2 separate regions of the Homo sapiens genome follow, and region 2 is linked to region 1. The links are chromatin loops, found by intact Hi-C in ENCODE. Cell type or tissue: ovary. All regions are shown on one strand. Links, peaks and the distances in the headings refer to the core of each region. The heading gives the core; the rest is flanking DNA.

The links. Peaks named below come from ENCODE experiments on the same cell type or tissue, not always from the same donor. Only the 100,000 strongest peaks of a DNase experiment are listed, where the experiment ranks them.
Region 2: it touches region 1 in a loop (2.3-fold over the local background); 4 of 110 quality-filtered maps call a loop at or near these places.

Annotation. Positions count from the first base shown.
Region 1 is chr18:59,700,204-59,710,477 of GRCh38, reverse strand. No RefSeq gene overlaps it. Among named protein-coding and RNA genes, the nearest start is that of CCBE1, 7.9 kb to the right of the region's middle. RefSeq lists a silencer at 3,706-3,889. In ovary, for the core only: no CTCF peak of the experiment used is centred there; no DNase peak of the experiment used is centred there; H3K4me3 peaks cover 7 bases; H3K27ac peaks cover 1,360 bases.
Region 2 is chr18:59,798,739-59,809,012 of GRCh38, reverse strand. No RefSeq gene overlaps it. Among named protein-coding and RNA genes, the nearest start is that of PMAIP1, 96 kb to the left of the region's middle. In ovary, for the core only: no CTCF peak of the experiment used is centred there; no DNase peak of the experiment used is centred there.

The DNA of each region.
Region 1 (10,274 bases), core at 1,286-9,285:
GACCAAAGCTGGGGCTGAGAGATTGTGAGGAGGGCAATTGTTTTACTATAGCAGGGGTTGGGGGAACTTATAGGGTACAGTCACTCCTCACATTGTCTCCCAGATCCCACCCTGAGGGAATGTGCATCAGATTCCTTTTTTTTCTTTTTTTGGGACAGGGTCTCACTCTGTGGTCGAGACTGAAGTGCAGTGGTGCAGTCTTGGCTTACTACAACTTCCACATCCCAGGCTCAATTGATCCTCCCGCCTCAGCTTCCCTGTAGCTAGGACTACAGGTGTGCACCACCATGCTCAGCTAACTTTTTAATATTTTGTAGAGACAAGGTCTCACCATGTTGCACGAGCTGGTCTCTAACTCATGGGCTCAAGCGAACTTCCCACCTGGACCTCCACAAGTGTTGAGATCGCAGGAGTGAGCCACTGGGCTGGCTGGCTGATTCTTAATAACTGAAAGAGCGAGTCAGGTTGCGAAAGCTGCACCAGGTTGGAGAAGGAGCTTCCGGGCCACCCTGCTTCATCTGTATGGAGTGCTGGTGAGGAGATGCTGCTGTGCCCCAGGGATCTGAAATTCTACACACCTAAAAAAAACTTGCCTTTCCCACCATCCATACAATCATGGGACTGGGGGCTTCCCTGGACCCTCCCTCTCTCCTGGACTGCCTCCCAGCCACCAGGTCCTGCCAACGGTCCCTCACAGAGCTCCTTTCTATCCCTCCCTGCTCCTCCATGCCAGCACAATTCCAGCCCATGTCACTTCTAGTCCAGCCTGTTCTCCTCCAGTTTCAACCCCTCAGTTTGTTTTCCTCCTAAGCCTCTAGACCAGCACTGTCCAAAAGAAATCTAATGTGAGCCACATATGCAATTTTACGTTTGCCAGTGATGACCACATTGACTAATGAATAAGGTATCTGACTTGGGATCAGAAGACTCAGTGTGCCAGTGGCCTCGTTTAGAAAGTAAAAAGGAACAGGTGAATGGAAAACATTTAATAAATTTTAACCCAATATACCCAAATTATTAATACACAAAATTTTAATGAGATATTTTTATGTTTTTTCATACTAAGTTTTTGAAATCTTGTTGCATATACACTTACCGCACATCTCAAATTTGGACTGGCCACGTTTCATATGCTCACTTGCCACAGGTTGCTGGTGGCCCGGACTGGACAGTGCAGGTGTAAATGCAACCTCATCACTTGAGAACTTTCCAAATTCTTTTAGTTCCATGCCCCACCCCCACCCCAAGATAAGCTTCAGTTTCACCTCTGCCTTTCTTTGCAACATCAGGTTTGACCCTTCCCCCAATACCACACACTGCATTCCCACCATACCAAACTTCTGGTGGTTCTCAGTCTGTGGCAGACTCGCTATCGCCCCAGAACCTTTTGTATACCCTATTCTTCCGCCTCCATTTGGGCACACCTCCTCTTTGAAGCCACCCCCCTACCCTAACCTAACTTAAGGCACATAGCGGGCGAAATAATAACCTTTAAAGCTGTATGCATCAAAATCCCCAGAACCTGTGGGTGTGTTACCTTACACGGCAAAGGATCTTCAGATGGGAACATCCCTGGGTTATGTAGGTAGGCTCAAAGGAATCAAAAGAGGCCCTATAAGAAGAAGGAAGGTGGGCCGGGCGCTGTGGCTCACGCCTGTAATCCCAGCACTTTGGGAGGCCAAGGCGGGAGGATCACGAGGTCAGGAGATCTACACCATCCTGGCTAACACGGTGAAACCCCGTCTCTACTAAAAACACAAAAAATTAGCCGGGCGTGGTGGCGGGCGCCTGTAGTCCCAGCTACTCTGGAGGCTGAGGCAGGAGAATGGTGTGAATCCGAGAGGCGGAGCTTGCAGTGAGCCGAGATCGCGCCACTGCACTCCAGCCTGGGCGACAGAGCGAGACTCTGTCTCAAAAAAAAAAAAAAAAAAAAAAAAAAAAAAAAAAAAAAAGAAGAAAGGCGGGTCAGAGTCAGGGAAGGAGAAAGGATGAAGGAAGCAGGAAAAGAGAGATTGGAAGACGCTGCACCACTGGCTTTGAAAATGGAGCGTAGGGTCAGGAGCCAAGGAATGCAGGCAGCCTCCAGAAGCTAGAAAAATCAAGCAAACAATTCTCTTCTAGAGCCCGTAGAAGGAACACAACCCTGCCCAGCACCTTGATTTTAGCCCACTGAGACTGATTTTGGACTTCTGACCTTTAGAACTGTAATAAACTTGCATTGTTTTAAGCCACTAGGCTTTGGTACTTGTTACAGCAGCCTATGGAAACGAATACAAGCACTTTTTCCTTTGAACTCCTATAACTGCTTACCTCCAGCATGCAGCACTGATTTTTGTGTGCTTAGGTTTTCTTGCTTGTCTGTCCACCACACTTGGAGCTCCTTGGAGACAGTTTTTCTCTCATTTACTTTATTTGTGCCTGGGAAGTCAGGACCCCAAATGTCTGTTTTGTTTTGTTTTTTTCCTTTTTTTTTTTTTTTTTTTGAGACAGGGTCTCCCTCTGTTGCCCAGGCTGGAGTGCAGAGGTGTGATCTCACCTCACTGAAACCTCCAACCTCCCAGGCTCAAGCGATCCTCCAACTTCAGTCTCCTGTGTAGCTGGGACTACAGGCGCACACCACCATGCTTGGCTAATTTTTGCATTTTTTGGTAGAGATGGGGTTTCTCTATGTTGCCCAGGCTGGTCTCAAGCTCTTGGACTCAACTAATCTACTTGTCTCGTCCTCCCAAAGTGCTGGGATCATAGACATGAGCCATTGTGCTCGGCCTCTCATTTACTTTAATTTCTCCTACACCCAGCATTGCCCAGCATATAGTAAATGCTCCTTTAAAAAAAAGAATGAATGAAGGTAGTGGAAGGTATTTCTTCTCTGTCTTACAGTGACAGAAGAGCCTCCTGTAAGCCACACCCATGCTGGCAACACTCAAGCATTCACATAACGAAGAAGCCAGGAGCAGTTTCTGTGGCCAGCAGCAGGGGAGTGGAAGGAGGCATTGCAGGAAGAAGCAAGAAGGGCCCCGCAGAGGGCTGCTGTGGCTGCACCTGTCAGGCAGATGTGATATACTCCAGAAACTTTGAAACCAGAAGCATGGAGCTTAAGCTTTAAGGACTGCATGGAGCCAGGTGCAGTGGCTCACACCTGCAATCCCAGCACTTTAGGAGGCTGAGGTGGGAGGATTGCTTGAGCCCAGGAGTTCGAGACCAGCTTGGGCAACATAGACCTGGTGTCCACAAAAAATATTTTTAAAAAAATTAGCTGGGCATGGTGGTGTGCACCTGTAGTCCCAACTAGTTAGGAGGCTGAGGCAGGAGGATTGCCTGAGCCCAGGAACTTGAGGCTACAGTAAACTATGATTGCGCCACTGCACATCAGTCTGGGCACAGAGTGAGATGCTGTTTCAGGAAAACAAAACAAAACAAAGCAAAAACAACAATAACAACAACAACACTGCACTGGATTTGTGAAAAACTGGAAAATAAACAGAATTCTAAGAAAATTATTTTTGTAGCTCCTCAGGTCACTCCAGGGCAGCTGATTGATAAAGTAGCTGCTACACTAAGTCTCAGGGGTGAGATCAGGGCAAGTGTGAAGGTGTAAGGACTGTTCAGTCAAGAAGGATCCGGTGGCAAGGAAGAGCAATAACAAGTGAATGGGAACACACTAAAGCCCCGGCCTGGGGAAAGAAAGGATTAAGCAACTGCGATTTGGAACCAGGAGAGAAAACACTCCCATTGAGAGGTGGATAGACATCTGTGTAGCCTGGGACTTCTGAGGCTTGGCTCTATTGACATCTTGAGCCAGCCAGTTCCTTGTTGTGTCACCGTGGGGGGAGGGGCCACCCTGTGCACTGTAGGATGTTCATTAGCTTCCAGGCCTCTACCCACTGGATGCTAGCAAGTAAAGTCACTACCCCCACCCCCAGTCGTCATAACTAAAAATCTCTCCAGACATTGCCAAATCTCCACTGGGTACCAAGATTGCCCCTCAGTTGAGAACCAATGATTCAGAGGAAGAAATAGGATTGGGGAAGGAGTAGGGATACACTTTAAGGAAGAGCAGTGTAGCTAACAGAAAATAGCAGAGAATAGATCATAAAGCCAGAGGAAAGAGAAAGCTGGTAGGTAAAAGTCTCACCATAGAAGGAGTGACAGCAAAAATGATTGATGGAAGAGGGAACAGAAAGGAAGACAAGCAAAAAGCAGAAAGTAGAGAAAAAGACCTGAAAGGAAGTCTGGGACGACTGTCCAGGGAGTGACGCCAGCCTGAGAGGGAATCGACCTCAAAGCAGGTCAATCCGAGGGTTTAATGACAGGTAACTGACACACAGGGTCAGGGCCCATTAGGCCCATTAGCCTTCTATCAGGACGTAAAGATGTGAGAGCCAGATACATGTCAAATTGCATATACACACATCACTTCCAGGTTTATTATAATAATACTCCAGATAAATGTTGGAACTGAAAGAAGCTTCGATAAGTCTCAACTCGCTTTCTAATTATCATGACGCTCATCAGAGGTTTCAAACCAAATAAACATCACTGAAAGATAGGTTCAGGTTTAAACATCACTAATCAAGCAGAAAGATGGTCAACAATTACCCTGATCTACCACAAACAAAAAGGGATGCAAAACAATTAAGTGAAACTAAACCAAGTCAGCTCATTTTATCTGGCGTTCCTTTGGGATCCTGCATTGCTGGTAAAGATTAGGACCAAAGAATGCAAAACCATGCTGATCTTAAACCATTCACTGCAGACAAGTCAACAACCTCCAAGAGTTGTGTTTGTGTGTTGTTGGGATGTGTGAGGGGAGGAACAGAGAGATCAATGCAAAGATCTTCCAACCATCTGGAGCAAAACCTGGTTGCAACTGCTTGCCCTTTTCTATTCACAATTAGAAGTAGGTTCCACAGGACTATGCTGTACTCTGAAGTTTTTAAAACATTTTGCCTAGGTATTTCCTTGTGGTGATTGCAGAAATGCTCTCTGTGAGTAGTCTTCATAATCTCCTAGTTTTGTGAGAGTTCTAGGTCTGATAAAAACCTGTTTCTGGGCCGGAGATAGAACTGGAAGGACAGTTTGCAAAAGTGCCAGAACTCCACAAGTTGTGAAACCTCATCTCATTCTTCTCATGCCAGCATTCCCATGTAAATCAGTGATTGTTTGCCTCTAGGAAGACAGGTCCAATGGATATAGCTCAGCTTTGCTGCAGAGAGCTCTGGGGCTAATATACAGAGGTGGGAACTTATGGGGCCAGCTGGTTAACAGAACTGCAGAAAGAAGATTGTGCCTGAGCACTAACTCAGGCAATGTCAGGGTTACTGGTTATGGTGGTGGACCATGGGCCTTCCCTGGTTTGCATTATGTCCCTGGGCAAACATACTGGATGCAGTCTATCTCTTAGGCAAAAACTACCTAGCTGCTTACTTCTCCAAAGGACAGTTTAGTGTAGTGATGACAGCGTGAGCTCTGGTGCCGAAACTGCCCTTATAACTGTACCTTAGGGATCTAATAAAATCACTGCCTCAGTTTCCATATCTTTATTTTTATTTGCCTTTTCTTGAGATGGAGTCTTGCTCTGTTGCCCAGGCTGGAGTGCAGTGGTGTGATCTTGGCTCACTGCAACCTCTGCCTCCCGGGTTCAAGCAATTCTCCTGTTTCAGCCTCCTAAGTAGCTGAGACTACAGGCATGCCCACCACACCCAACTAGTTTTTGTATTTTTAGTAGAGATGGGGTTTCACCACTTTGGCCAGGCTGGTCTCGAACTCCTGACCTCAAGTGATCTGTTCAGCCTCGGCCTCCCAAAGTGCTGGGATTACAGGTGTGAGCCACTGCGCCCCACCAGTTTCCACATCTTTAAAATGCAGACAATAATAGAATCAGTGACAGAAGATTTTGATAAGGCTTAAATGTGATAATACCTGAATAGTGCTTAGAATAATGTCTACATGTACCAAATGGTCAATAAATATTTGTTATTCTTTATTTGTTGTTCCAAATTCTTGGAAAATTATCATCATCCATTAAAAGCTTATAGGAATATAGCTTTCTTGGCATTATATCATGAACAGGCCTCTATTATTTTTGTTGTTTGTTTTCTTAATTGTTCTGTTGCTCAGGCTGGAGTGCAGTGGCATGATCATGACTCACTGCAGCCTCAGATTCTCAGGCTCAAGCGATCTTCCCACCTCAGCCTCCTGAACAGATGGAACTACAGGTGTGCACTACCACACCCAGCTAATATTATTATTATTGTAGAAACAGATTCTATGTTGCTCAGGCTGGTCTTGAACTTCTGGGCTCATGCAATCCTCCTGCCTCATCCTCCCAAAGTATTGGGATTACAGGTGTGAGTAACTGTGCCCACTGCCTCAGAAAATAGAGCCACAGGCCTCTATTTTCTTTCTTTCTTTTTTTTTTTTTTTTGGAGACGGAGTTTGACTCTGTCATCCAGGCTGGAATGCATCTGCATGATCTTGGCTCACTGCAACCTCTGCCTCCCGGGTTCAAGCAATTCTCCTGCCTCAGCCTCCCGAGTAGCTGGGACTACAGGTGCATGCCGCCATGCCCAGCTAATTTTTTATATTTTATTAGAGACAGTGTTTCACCATGTTGCCCAGGCTGGTCTTGAACTCCTGAGCTCAGGCAATCTGCCTGCCTCAGCCTCCCAAAGTGCTAGGATTACAGGCGTGAGCCACTGTGCCTGGCCCACAGGCCTCTATTTTCATTAAGAAATGCATTCCACATTCTATTAGAATCTTTAACGACTTAAAAAAAAACTAACAACTTTTAAAACCTGAACTCTGAGATTTTTCTACACAGTATGGACTGCTGTTTCCTTTAAACACAGCTGCTCTTCAAGGAGATTGTGGACTCCTTAGGCTGGGGCCCCTTACACTGTTGCAAACTTTCCCGATGTCACCCAGTAAGAAAAGCTCAACAGAACATGATGTCACTAGTGGATAGATTTGAAGAGAGTTATTTTTGCCTCTCTAGAATTGATCAGGCTAGGCGCCGTAGTTCACGTGTGTAATCCTAGCACTTTGGGAAGCTGAGGTGGGAGGATCGCTTGATCTCAGGAGTTGGAGGCTGTAGTGAGCTATGATTGCACCACTGTACTCCAGCCTGGGTAACAGAGCCAGATCTTGTCTCTAAAATAAATAAATGAAAAATAGAATTGATCACAGCTGGGTTTTAACTAGGTAGCCTCTCAAACATTTAAACAATGAGGTAAAAGTAGGACAGACAGTAATCAGAAGCACAGCTCTTCTCTAAAGGAAGTATATGCATTCTATTTTCTAGCAACCATTATTGGGTGATTTGATTTAGAGACTCAGTCACCCCCTAATGTCTGATTTAAGCACAATGTTAATGACACCAATGTCAATTCTGCTATTTATTTTAGGCTGTTCTATGACATGGTGTCCTATCCTTAGCTATCAATTTCACAAAGTTATCTTTCATGGAAAGCAAATAAGATGAGACAGGGTGGATGGTCCAGCATAACTACATCCCAATTATTGAAGATAAAAACTAAAATAATCTTAGGTATCATTTATTACCTCTGATGTGATGGGCTTGTTATAGATCCTATTTACTCTTTTCATCAGTTCTATGAGATGGATATTGTCATTCTGTTTTATCTGTGGATAAACTGAGTCCCAGGAAGATGAAGCAAATGTTTCAGGGTCATAGTGGTATTAGGTGGTAGAACTGAATTTCAAACCAAAGTAAAACTTACTTTTAAGTCTAGTTTTTTCCCAACTCCCAGTGCTATTTCTCTAAGTCCAGTTTTTAAAAGAGGAAAGTAAGGTCAACCTCATATCCAGAGGAAAAAAAAAAAGTTTTAAATTAGCATCCTCTGCTGGCATGGGTAGTAGAATTATTTTTATTCCACCATAAAAGATATCTTGGCTCAAATCAAAACACTTTCCAAGTCAGCATTATTACCTGTCAAATTGGTTTGATACCATATTACTGAGTGAATATCTCCCAGTTCTTAATAAACATTAAGTAACTCTTACCCTTGCCGAGTTAAGGGAGATAAACAGGGTTTGCTCTTCAAAAATAAAACGAGATGTTGCTAGCATTGGAATGACAGACACTCAAAGGAGTCAGCTCATAAGTCCTCGGGAGATTCAAATCCATTTTCTAGAACAGGGACTTCACAGCATGAGCCAGTGGCCCCACATCTGCTGCTGGCCCCTTGTCCTTCCTTTGTTCATGCTCATGGGGACAAGAGATGGGTCAGAGCAGCTGCAGCTCCTGCCATCGCTATTTGTTGCAAAGGGAGCTGCAGAATTGAGTGGTGTTAGAACACGCTTCTCCACCCCAAATCCCAGGTTTGATCCTATAGCTCTTGATTGGTCAAGGAGACTGCCAACTCATATTGCCTCAACAGATACTGATTTGGGGGAAAACCTAGACTGGGCCCCTGTGTGTTACAACTTTCCAGACCAAATAAGACATCCAAATCACATGGATAATTTTTCTTGATATTTTTGGAGATAATCATGTAGCTAGAAGGTTCTCTTTTTTCTATTTGTACATTTTTGAGTGGCCTACCCAAGTATAAAGCTAACTAATCTATGAAAATGGCTTTTATTTCAAAATTGGGCAAAAATGGTGTGATTCTGTCATGGACACAGGAATCAGACATTTCTTCCTGCCTTGGGAGAAAATTCCAGAGACCAACAGCTTCAATCAACTTTCAGAATTTGTGCAAGTTAAAACTAAGACAGGCTTAGTGAAAAGGTAATATACACGCCCAAAAACCAGGGCTTTAACATCCATTTACTGTTTTAAAAACTTTTTTTTTTATTCTTCTTGCCTCAAACAGTCCCCCACAATGGTTTGGAGACTGGCACACTTTCACACCTTCCAAGATGTAACCCTAATTCTCTAAGCAGACCTGCCTATATACGTCAATCAAAACTGAAACTGAAGGAAAGGTATCAGGGCAATTCTTTGTTTTAGGGATATCTTATCGTATGCCTATCACTCACAGTACAATATGAACTTTACCCACACTTGTTGAGCTTTGTTTCACCTTACCTTACAGTTAGGTGACTGTTGCTATATTTCAGGGAGACCGGGGGAACAAACTGTCATTTTTTCCAAGCAATTTATAGGCTTTTCTTTTATGGTTACCTTGAATCTCATGACTGATCATGTAATTATCCTGAGTTGACTTCTGAGAATTTGAGAACCGACTTGTGATCTGCTTGAAACGTGGCCCAGGACTTTCTGCTTATACAGCCCTGCCAATTAACATAACATCAGCTTTATTTTACTGTTTGATCCTGATTTTTCCTTTGCCTTAATTTCTTTGTCTAATTTTGCCCTATACTACATACACTTTGTGTACATATGTACACACACACACACACACACACACAATAGTTTATTTTTTGTCAGCCACCACAAATCCTTTTTATAGGAAAATCTTTAAATGGTGAAATGAATTGTCCCAGTTGGTGGTGGTCTGTTCTTTATATTCTGATTTTCTTCAAATAAGATGTTGGAGTCCCTTAAAACTGAGAAGAGACAACTGATTTTATTTAGAAGCATATTCTCTGCCCTGTGTCCTGGTGTTTACTTTTCTTTTTTCCTTTCACTTTACTTTTGTACGCAGCCGTCTCTCTATTCTCCAGCCAGTCACCCCACCCCCAGGCAACATGCAGCAGTACTACTTAACAATACCTGGTCTACCAGGGATTCTAACCTATAACATAGTATGCACTAGAAAGCCCCAGACACAGCCCCACATCCCCAGGACACAGTAAATTGTATAACTATCTGCTCTCTGGTTTGTTTCAGGGAAACTGACAGATCTTTATGAAAAACTTTGCAGAGAGTGGTATGCTGAAAAGAAATAATCACATAATCACACACGGCCTCCCCCAAGGAGCATTTAGGGCCCTATCATTAATCTTTGTAACACTCCTATGAAAGAGGTGGATGGCATGTTCTCTCAGGCCAGTGTTTCATAGGTGAGGGGACAGGGCAGGCCTGGGCTTGCACATGGTCTAGAAGGGAGGAAAGAAAACTCAGCACCCTTGAGGCTCCCACCAGTCAGCCCCAGCACTGACATCTCCCATGCAGCCCGCAGCCTGGGCAATGCAGATTTTGTCTTTTACAGGAGTATTTAGCTTTTTGGGGGCAGGTATCCATATATGGCCATCCATAGCTCTTTCCGGCTTGGCAGTGCTCCCCGGACAAGCAACTCCTCACTGCACCCCATGCTGTCAGTAGCTGGCAGTAGGTTGAAATT
Region 2 (10,274 bases), core at 839-8,838, 99 kb before region 1:
ATCTATTATTAGCTACTATATGGTCTTAATAATTTATAAAACTTTATAAATTCAAAAGAAAATATATATCTTCTAATGGTAAAATTAAGCCATCATCATTGTCTGCCACTTTTGTCTTGTTCTTCAGCTTTCTTTGCTATCTTCTTCCTCCAAGCCAGGTTGCAGGCGTCTCCAAATCAACCTGAGTCCTTTCCTTACCCCATAATCTCCTTTTCTTTTATGGTTCATCATTGCTCTTAGAATGTATGGATATTTGAGGTTATATTCATCCTCCATAAATAACACAAACTTTTTATTCATTGAACCATAAATAAATTTTTTAGAGAAAATTAAAAATGAAACAGATAAAACACCCACAAACATTTGGCACCTGGGGGCCATATCACTAATGAGGAATTCAAATGATGGCCGAGGTTGCAGGCCATCTTGCTACCTTCTCTCTCCTGTAGCTCCTTTGGCATAATATTTTTTGCCTTCTTGTTTTTCTCTTAGTCAGATTTCTTAATGTTTTTGCTTTTTAAAAATATTTCATATTAATTTTTAAAATAGAGATGGTGTCTCACTATGTTGCTCAGGCTGGTCTCGAACTCCTGGCCCCAAGTGATGCTCTTGCTTCTGCCTCTCAGAGTGTTGGGATTATACCTGGCCCACTTTTGCATTTTCAAAACATTTAACAGAATTTTTACAGATTCTTTTAACAAAGGAAAATTAAGTATGATTTTTATTCCAGTATAGTGGCATATCTGCTCTGCAGCCAACAAATTCAAAAGCCTATCAATCAATGGACAAGTGAAAGTATTAACAACATCTGCCACCATGTTGGCTATGAGTCCTTGAGATCTTGCCTGGTGATGTGCTGGCCTGAGTACAAGCCTGGGAAGGGGTTAGGGTTTCAACCAGCGTCTACAAGCTGCCAGCAGCTCCCTGCTTTGGAAGACTGATCCTGTGAACAGTGCCTGCTTTGAGTCTTAGGGTGTAGGTAAGAGAGAAGAGAAGTGCGCCGTCTACTAGGAGTGAGGCTGCAAAGATCAACAGCATGAATGGGGGTGGACTATGCAATTGGTGTTGTGGTGCCACAGGAAACAAGAGAAAAACAAGGGTGGGCAGCTCTTGGTGAGTAGGAAGCAACATGGGATCTGGGCAGCAGGTCGAGGGCTGTGGACTGGTGGGGAGGAGAGAGAAGAGGAGGGTCACAGCAGTCTTTAATGGAAAGCAGGAGGAATAAAATAGGAACAATTTATTTACTTTGTCCAGAATCCATCCATGATCCACGGCTTTGGGATTTAAAAACAAAAACAACAAAACAAAACAATGAAGCATGCCCAGTATCAGCATTGAGTCATTGTCAGTTTAAACAATCTGATTATCTTTTCAATCTAGAAATAGAAAATGTTTCAAGTATCTGCATTTCAACTTTAAAAACTGTAACAGGGATCACTACTTAGTAATTATAAATGCAATAGAAAAGCATGCATTGCATTTTCCTTCTACATTGTGGTCAATGGAAGCAGCCAGAGGAAGGAGGTAGAAAGAGAAGTGTACACAAAGGGGTGGAACAAGAGCTAAATGAGATTCTAACCAAGGCAAAACATTCACAGAGAGACCTATAGATTAGAGGCAAAGTAGCACAGACAGCCCACCATATATGTGGTTGAAAACGTGTTAATAAAGATGGTGCTACCTTCAATGGGATTGTGCACCTCAAGTTTGGCAGATTGGATAGTCATGGCCAACATGACTGTTAATGTATTTTCCTCTTTTAGAACAAAGTGATGAAAAGCAAGGGCTTCAAATGAGCAAAAGTTTGTCCAATTCGCAATCGAGTGAACATGCTATGGGTTCAGAGCCAGCTAATAGCTTCAGCTGACTTCTCAGTGCCCTTTATTTAATCAGCTGGAATGTTTTATAAGTACCATCCCTGTAACCCTTTGAAATGAAGGATTTGACTTTTGTTTGGAAAATACATATCTCATCATAGAAATGGAACACAATGTCCTTAGTTTAGTTATTCTCTAGAGAAACAGTCTTTATTGAAATATATGCCAGGAATATAATAAAGGAAAAAAGCTGATTATAGTGAATTTATTCAGGCATGAGAGACTAGGAGACATTTATCTATATGGAAAGGAGTGTAAACACTATAGGCTCCACTCCCAGGGTACCAATATTCATGGAACAAACTCTCAGAAGGAAATCAATCACTCTTCCTTTTTTTCATGTCCAGTAATCCATGAAGACAGAGCAAGCCAACAGCAAAGGACTAATTTCAGAAGAATGATTGATTCAAGGTTTTTAGGAATCAAAAGTGCAGTTATAAAGGAATTGGGACCTAGTCTAGATACCAAACAGTGCTTCTGGACCCCTTTTTAAAATTCGTGCTTCTTTTTCTTTACCAATGGAAAAAAGTAAAGGCTGATCTGTTCCTCATACCACATGCTTTATACTAAAATAAATTTCTGACTGATTTGAGATTTTAATGTAAAAATCAAAACCACATAAGAACCGAAGGAAAGGAAAAATAATAAAAGAAGAAAAACAAAAACTTAAAACCCCAAAATACAGGTGAATATTTACATAATCTTGAGGTGCAAATGGCTATCTGAACAAACAAACAAACAAACAAACAAAAAAACCAATGCCAAAACTTGGTTTTATTTATAAAGGAAATGGAAGCTAAATTGGACTTTATTCAAGTTAATTTTTTTTTTTTTTTTTTTTTACTCAGGATAAAAGCACCGCCAACAAAGGCAAACCAATTGGAAAAAATGTGCAAAATCCTCTTCAAGTTTCCTTTTGGCTGCATGTAACTCAGTCAAGCTAGCTTATGACAAAGCTAGAAAAAAAAAAAAAAAAAAAAAAAACAGAAGAAAACAGGGGTATGTCAAACTCCAAGGACAGGAGGACATCAGGAGAAAGGGAAACCACTCGAGGCCACGGGAGATGAAGGAATAAGCCTTTCACTCTCGGAGCTGCCCTGAGATTTTCACAGAGTATCCCCCACTCATTTCTTGGCCTTACCATTGCTTCCTTCTTTCCTCTTTCAGGCCCTTTCTCCCTTCTCCCTGCACGTAACTGCTTCTGGCTTCATAGGTCCTCAGTCCCAGCCATAAACAAAAGTCCTCATGTGACACAGACTCTTAGTGGCCCAATTTGTCCAGTTTTGGTGTCAGCTCACTACAACCTCCACCTCCCAAATTCAAGCGATACTCCTACCTCAGCCTCCCCAGTAGCTGGGATTACAGGCGCTCTCTAGCACACCTGACTAATTTTTGTATTTTTAGTAGAGATGGCGTTTCGCCATGTTAGCCGGACTGGTCTCGAATTCCTGGCCTCAGGTGATCAGCCTGCCTCAGCCTCCCAGAGTGCTGGGATTACAGGTGTGAGCCACCGTGCCCAGCCCAGTTGTAAACCCTTAATCCAGATGGCTGTGACCAGCAGCCCATGGACATTGGAACACACACACAGGTGAGGGTACCTGCGAGGCTGGTAGCAGAGAAAAATGTGTCCCCACAGGCTGAGCAGACACCAGAAAAGGCGATTGCTGCAACCCCATGGGGACACAATTTGCTCTGTACTTTTCACAAATTACTTTTTAATTAGTAGAGATATAAGCAGAAGAATAAATGCAAAAGACCAATAATCTCACAGTATGAGTAGGCCTTACTTGCAAGCAAAACAATGACAATTAGAATCCAAAAGTTCCATTCTGAACTCCTCCCTGTGGGAACAATACCACAGTTTGGAAGAAGTTAGTCAGACTTATTTTCCTGCTTCCTTTTTAACTGTTACTATGTTTTGTTTGACAATAGTTTTCTCCCATAAACTCTTTGCTTGTATCACTAAGAATGAAGGTTTGGGCCGGGCGCAGTGGCTCACGCCTGTAATCCCAGCACTTTGGGAGGCTGAGGCGGGTGGATCACGAGGTCAGGAAATCGAGACCATCCTGGCTAACACAGTGAAACCCTGTCTCTACTAAAAATGCAAAAAATTAGCCGGGCCTGGTGGCGGGCGCCTGTAGTCCCAGCTACTCCAGAGGCTGAGGCAGGAGAATAGCGTGAACCCGGGAAGCGGAGCTTGCAGTGAGCTGAGATCATGCCACCGCACTTCAGCCTGGGCGACAGAGCGAGACTCGTCTCAAAAAAAAAAAAAAAAAAAAGAATGAAGGTTAGTGTTTAAAATGTATTGCATGGCAAGGGATAGTTTCACTTGAAGTCATGCACCATGAAATAAGATGAAATATTTGTATATACTGTCCTACTTCCTACGCTCTAAATTGTTTTACTCTGTGAATTTGCATTGAGTCAGTCATATGCCACACTACATCATTTTAGTATTCGAGATGGCATTCAGGTTCCCTCTCATTCATCATTAAATGTGGTCAGGGCCGGGCGCGGTGGCTCATGTCTGTAATCCCAGCACTTTGGGAGGCTGAGGTGGGTGGATAACCTGACGTCAGGAGTTCAAGACCAGCCTGGCTAAATGGTGAAACCCCATCTCTACTAAAAATACAAAAATTAGACAGGCATGGTGGCACGCGCTTGTAGTCCCAGCTACTCGGAAGGCTGAGGCAGGAGAATCGCTTGAACCCAGGAGGTGGAGGTTGCAGTGAGCCGAGTTCACACCACTGCACTCCAGCCTGGGCGACACAGCAAGACTCTGTCTCAAAAAATAAATAAATAAATAAATAAATAAAAAATTAAATGAATGGGATCAGATTCCATTGGACGCCACCTCTCTCAGGCTGACTCTTTTGTTTGCCTTCCATGTAAGATTGTTTCTCCTTCCCCTTTTCTCTAAGAGAGGCTGGCAGGATCTAGTTGTAAATTAATTGGAAACCAGTGTCTTATTTTTACTTCATTTTTTTTAATCAGGCATTTTCTGTGATTAGTTTCACTGGGAAAATTATGTATTAATGACACTTCTTAAAAACATACATCTCCCTGTTACATCCTTAAAAGATTTCCTTATGTAGGCCTTTTTCAATAGGCTCAGGACTGCAGACAAAGGGAAAGAAAGTAAAAGTTCATGCCAGAAAAATGACAACATTTTTTTTCTTTTTTTGTAACATTTAAGAGAGAAACCTGGCCAGGTACAATGGCTCATGCCTCTAATCCTAGCACTTTGGGAGACCGGTGCAGGAGGATCACTTGAGGCTAGGAGTTCCAGACCAGCCTGGGTAACATAATGAGATCCCCATCTCTACAAAAAAGTAAAAATTAGCCAGGTGTTATGGTGTGCACCTGTGGTCCCAGCTACTCAAGAGGCTGAGGTGGGAGAATGCTTGAGCCCAGGAGGTCAAGGCTGCAGAAAACCATGATCACACCATTGCACTGTAGCCTGGGCAACTGAGCTCTCAAGAAAGAAAGAAAGAAAGAGAGAGAGAGAGAGAGAGAGAGAGAGGGATGGAGGGAGGAAAGGAAGGAAAGAAAGAAACCTGAATAGTCTTTAATTCTTTAATAATATGCTTAAATTTTATTTAAATTGGTTTGTCCATGTGTTTGTTCACTTTCTAAATGACTTAATGGGATTCTCATGGTCGGTGTCTTTGTGTCTTTCACATACAGAGTTTGTGATACAAGCATCTAATCTGGTTGGTAGTTCCTTTGATATCGTAGTGCTGTTGGACTGGGCTGTGGAACCTGCCTTTGGGTAACTGGGCTGCTCTTGGGTAGACTGAAGAGATGAGGCAAGGGCAAAATCACGCACATACTTCCTTAACCTACTTGCAGAAACTTTCAAAAGGCACTTGATTAAACCTCTAGGCAGTACAGTGTTCTTGTATTTTCTTGTATTTGTTAACATCTGTGTTTAGCTACTGGTAGCTTTTGGTTTTAAAATGTTCTAAGTGAGGCCGGACGCAGTGGCTCATGCCTGTTATCCCAGCACTTTGGGAGGCCGAGGGGGGGTGGATCACCTGAGGTCAGGAGTTCAAGACCAGCCTGGCCAACATGGTGAAACCCCATCTGTACTAAAACTACAAAAAAAAAAAAAAATTAGCCAGGTGTCCTGGCAGGTGCCAGTAATCCCAGCTACTCAGGAGGCTGAAGCAGGAGAATCACTTGAACCTGGGAGGCAGGGGTTGCAGTGAACCGAGATTGTGCCATTGCCATAAAGCTTGGGCAACAGAGTGGGACTCCATCTCAAGAAAAAGAAAAAAAAAGTTCTAAGTGTTGGCCTTAAAGTGAATTTATCTTTAGTATGATAGTTATATGAAAATTATACAGTTTGTGTGCACAGAATTTTTAAATAAAGTGTTTTGTAAAAAAAAATGGATTCTAGCTTTTGCAGTACATATGTATAATAACTTTAATATTCAGGGCAGATAAGTACAATTATTTCCTCACTCTTAAAATGCTGTTTTTGTGTCTGTTCCTGCAGATGTTTTCATGTCTTTGCAAAGTGACACATTTTGATGCCTTCTTGATACAGTGGTAGACATTTTGTAGCTTTCTAGAAACTTTGTATTCATATAGTATCATTGAAAAATAAATAAAATGATAGTGTGGGTCAAAAAAATATATTCAGCAGGCAGGGTGGCTCACGCCTGTAATCCCAGGACTTTGGGAGGCCAAGGCCCCCGATTACTTGAGGTCAGCAGTTCGAGATAATCAAGATAAGTCTTGGCTAGAGAGCTTTTGTGCTCTTGCTGCACCGTTTCTGTAGGAAAGAGACATGAGCGCTCTGCAAGGCCAGCCGGGATCAGGGTCCAGAAGCCTGTGTCATCCTGTATCTACCCAGACTTCAGGGACCCTGCCACTGGCCCACCCAGAAGGCTGGCAGATTCTACTGTCAAAATATTGTTGGATCTGACTCAAAGTGAAACTTTCTGTCATGACGAAGGGCAAGAACAGGAAATTTACCAAGCTTGCAGCGGTGAGTTCTATGACAGTTTATTTATTTATTTTTTTATCTGCTAGTGAATATTCTTTTTACATGTGGCAAAAATCAGTCCACTTCCGTTGTAACATACCACCTGATAGATGTCTATACACCTATTGTGATGGGCAAATAATGGCCCCCAAAGATGTTTATGCCTAATCCCCAGAAACTGTGAATATATTCCCTTACAAATCCCTGGCAGAAGAGACTTTGCTGATGTGATCAAATTAAGGACCTTGAGAGAGGAAGATTATCCTGGATTATCTTGGCAGCCCAGGCACAAGGGTCCTTAAAAGAGGGGAAAAGTAGGGTCAGAGTCTGAGACGGAGATGTGATAACCACAGCAGAGGCTGACGTGAGGTAGGGCCATGAGCTAAGGCATGCAGGCAGCCTCTAAAACCTGAACAAGGGTTAAGCATGGTGGCTCACGCTGTAATCCCAGCACTTTGGGAGGCCCAGGCAGGCAGATCGCTTAAGGTCAGGAGTTCCAGACCAGCCTGGGCAACATTGCAAAACCCCGACTCTACTAAAAATACAAAAATTAGGTGGGCGTGGTGGTGGGTACCTGTAATCTCAGCTACTCAGGAGGCTGAGGCAAGAGAATCGCTTGAATCTAGGAGCTAGAGGTTGCAGTGAGCCGAGATCATGCCACCGTACTCCAGCTTGGGGGACAGAGTGAGACCCCATCTCAAAAAAAAAGCTGAACAAGGCAAGGAAATGGATTCTTTCCTAGAGCTGCCATAAGGAACACAGCCATGCCAACCTACTTTGGACCAGATCTGTAAGATAATAAACCTCTGTTGTTTTAAGTCTCCAAATTTGCAGCAATTTGTTGCAGCGGCAATAGAAAACCAATCCACTTCATATTTCTACGAACATAGCTGCTGTTCACATTTAAACAATGATGGCTACTGATATTTACCAAAAGAAAATTGTAAAATGTTAATAGCATCTAGGCCAAAGTTTCCCTTGACACATGAGAATGACACATGAGAAGGGTGTGAATACACATATGAATGCGTGTGTGATTCAGCATTAAGAGAGGTCAGAAAATGTTAAGTTTGCTAATCCAGAGTCCTGTGCCCCTGAAAAGGGACCTAGTCACAGCCATTATGAGTGAACCAATCATAATGAGCCATTGCCAATGAGCATGTCCCTCAGGCACAGGTGGGGACGATTGCTTCATTAATAGCTAATTAATTCATTGAACAGCCACCCAGAGCACCAGGTGCATGGTACTGTGACAGGTTTGGTAGGGGAAGTTTCTCTCTGCTCCAGAAGCTTATAAACTAGGAATGATGTGGAAAAGTGCAGACACAAGGCCATAGAACACTATAATCAAAGGTAGTATGGCCGGGTGCAGCAGCTCACACCTGTAATCCTAGGACTTTGAGAAGATTGCTTGACTCCAGGAGTTCCAGACAAGTCTGAGTAACATGGTGAGACTCCGTCTCTACAAAAAACACAAAAATTAGCTGTGTGGTGGTGTGTGCCTGTAGTCCCAGCTACTCTGGAGGCTGAGGCAGGAGGATCTCTTGAAGCCAGGAGGTTGAGGCTGCAGGGAGCTGTGATCACAGCACTGATATCTAGCCTGGGCAACAGAGTGAGACCTTGTCTCAAAACAAAACAAAAAAACAAACAAAAAAGGTAGTATGTATAAGCGGACAGGAGGTGCAGAAAAGAAAAGGCTAGCAGAATCTCAGAGGTCTGAGAGCTTGTGGGAAATTAATCGGGGGTGTAGAAGTCAGAATTTCATGGGTAATGCTAGCCACTTTCATGTTCAGAAGGACACAAAAATTCTCGGCATTAATAATTAACAGTTGTTCAATATTTTGTGGTCATTAAATTCCATGTCTTAGTTTCCTTATCTGTAAAATGGGGATAATAATAATAATAATACCTTTTCTTATGCGATTGTTGTGAGAAATAAATGAGTTAATACCACTGCCTGGCACGTAGTAAGTACTATTTAACTGTTCACCAAATAAAATAAACAGGTTGGAGCCTCATGCGTATGCAATAAGCAACAACCAGCTAAGGCAGATGGGGAGAATATTGTTATCCTCATTTTGCAGACAGAGAAAGTGAGACCCAGTGAGGTTGGGACTTCTTCAAGGTCACCAGGACAGGGAGTGGCTTTTCATCAACGTGAAAATTAATATTGATGAGCCATGTATATTTCACAGCTGTTTCTGTATGCATGAAAGTGAGTAAGGCCAGGATGGAAACCATTTGCCAGGGACTTTCTCCCTTGCTGTTTAGCCTGGTGGCCCTTCGGCCTGGCCAGTGTTCAACCATCATGTGCAATCATACAGTGGTGGTCATAATGTCCTTTTGTTTATTTTAAACATTTTTTATTGAATTTACAACAGTCATCTGGACATAGCCTGGGTCTACACAAACATTTCCCATCAAATCCAGAAGAAAAGAAATCATTGTGATAACTTTGACCATAATGATTTTTACGCATCCCTTGATACTGTCTTAGTCATTTTCAATTTAGCATAGAGACCAGTACTGAGATCTGACCTGGTCCTGGGTTGGCTTCTCCCCTGCTGAACTCAGCACACAAGCTGCAACAGATGTTTCTCTTTAAGGTTTGTGGGAACTTGCTCTCCTCCCCTCTCAACTTCTCTCTCTCAGAGGAACAGATGCCAGCAAGGTTGAGCTCTGAAGACTCGGCGCCTGGTCTCCTGTCGTTACTGGCATAGCCCAAGGCAAGATTGTCTATTGTCAGACTCAAGTAACAAACATTAAGCCCTAGAACCAGATTTGCTTTTTCATATACACAAAAGGCACCATGCTATGCTTTGTAGTTATTTTGAATCCTTTGAAAATCATAGAAAGAAGAAGAGTTAAAAATCAAACAAGTGGACATCACTTAGAAATGGGACGTCCTTGATGGGTTCCAGCCTTTCAAGAGTAGACCAAGTTACTCTTGGCTTCCATGTGACTTCCATGCTGCTGTGTTCATTAGACAACAAAAAGTTGCTCTACAGAATTAACATTGTATTTTAAGTTGATTTTGCAGGAAGCACATAATACCACTGCAAACTCTACATTAACAACTTATAGGGAGCAGCAAATATTTCTCTGAAGGGCTTGTATTTGTTTGATCTCTAAGGTGATTACTAACCATAAAAACTCTATAGGCGGGGGTAACATTTTTTCTTCAGACTCTTTTAAAAGGAATATTCCAAGTGGTGATGCTCCAGCAGCAAAAGACCTAAAATTAAGGTCGGTACGGTGGGTCAGGCCTGTAATCACTGGGAGGCCACCATAGGAGGATCGCTTGAAACCAGGAGTTCAAGACCAACCTGGGCAACATAGCAAGACCCCAACTCTATTTAAAAAAAGAAAAAGAAAAGAAAGACCTATAATTAGGAACAGAAAAC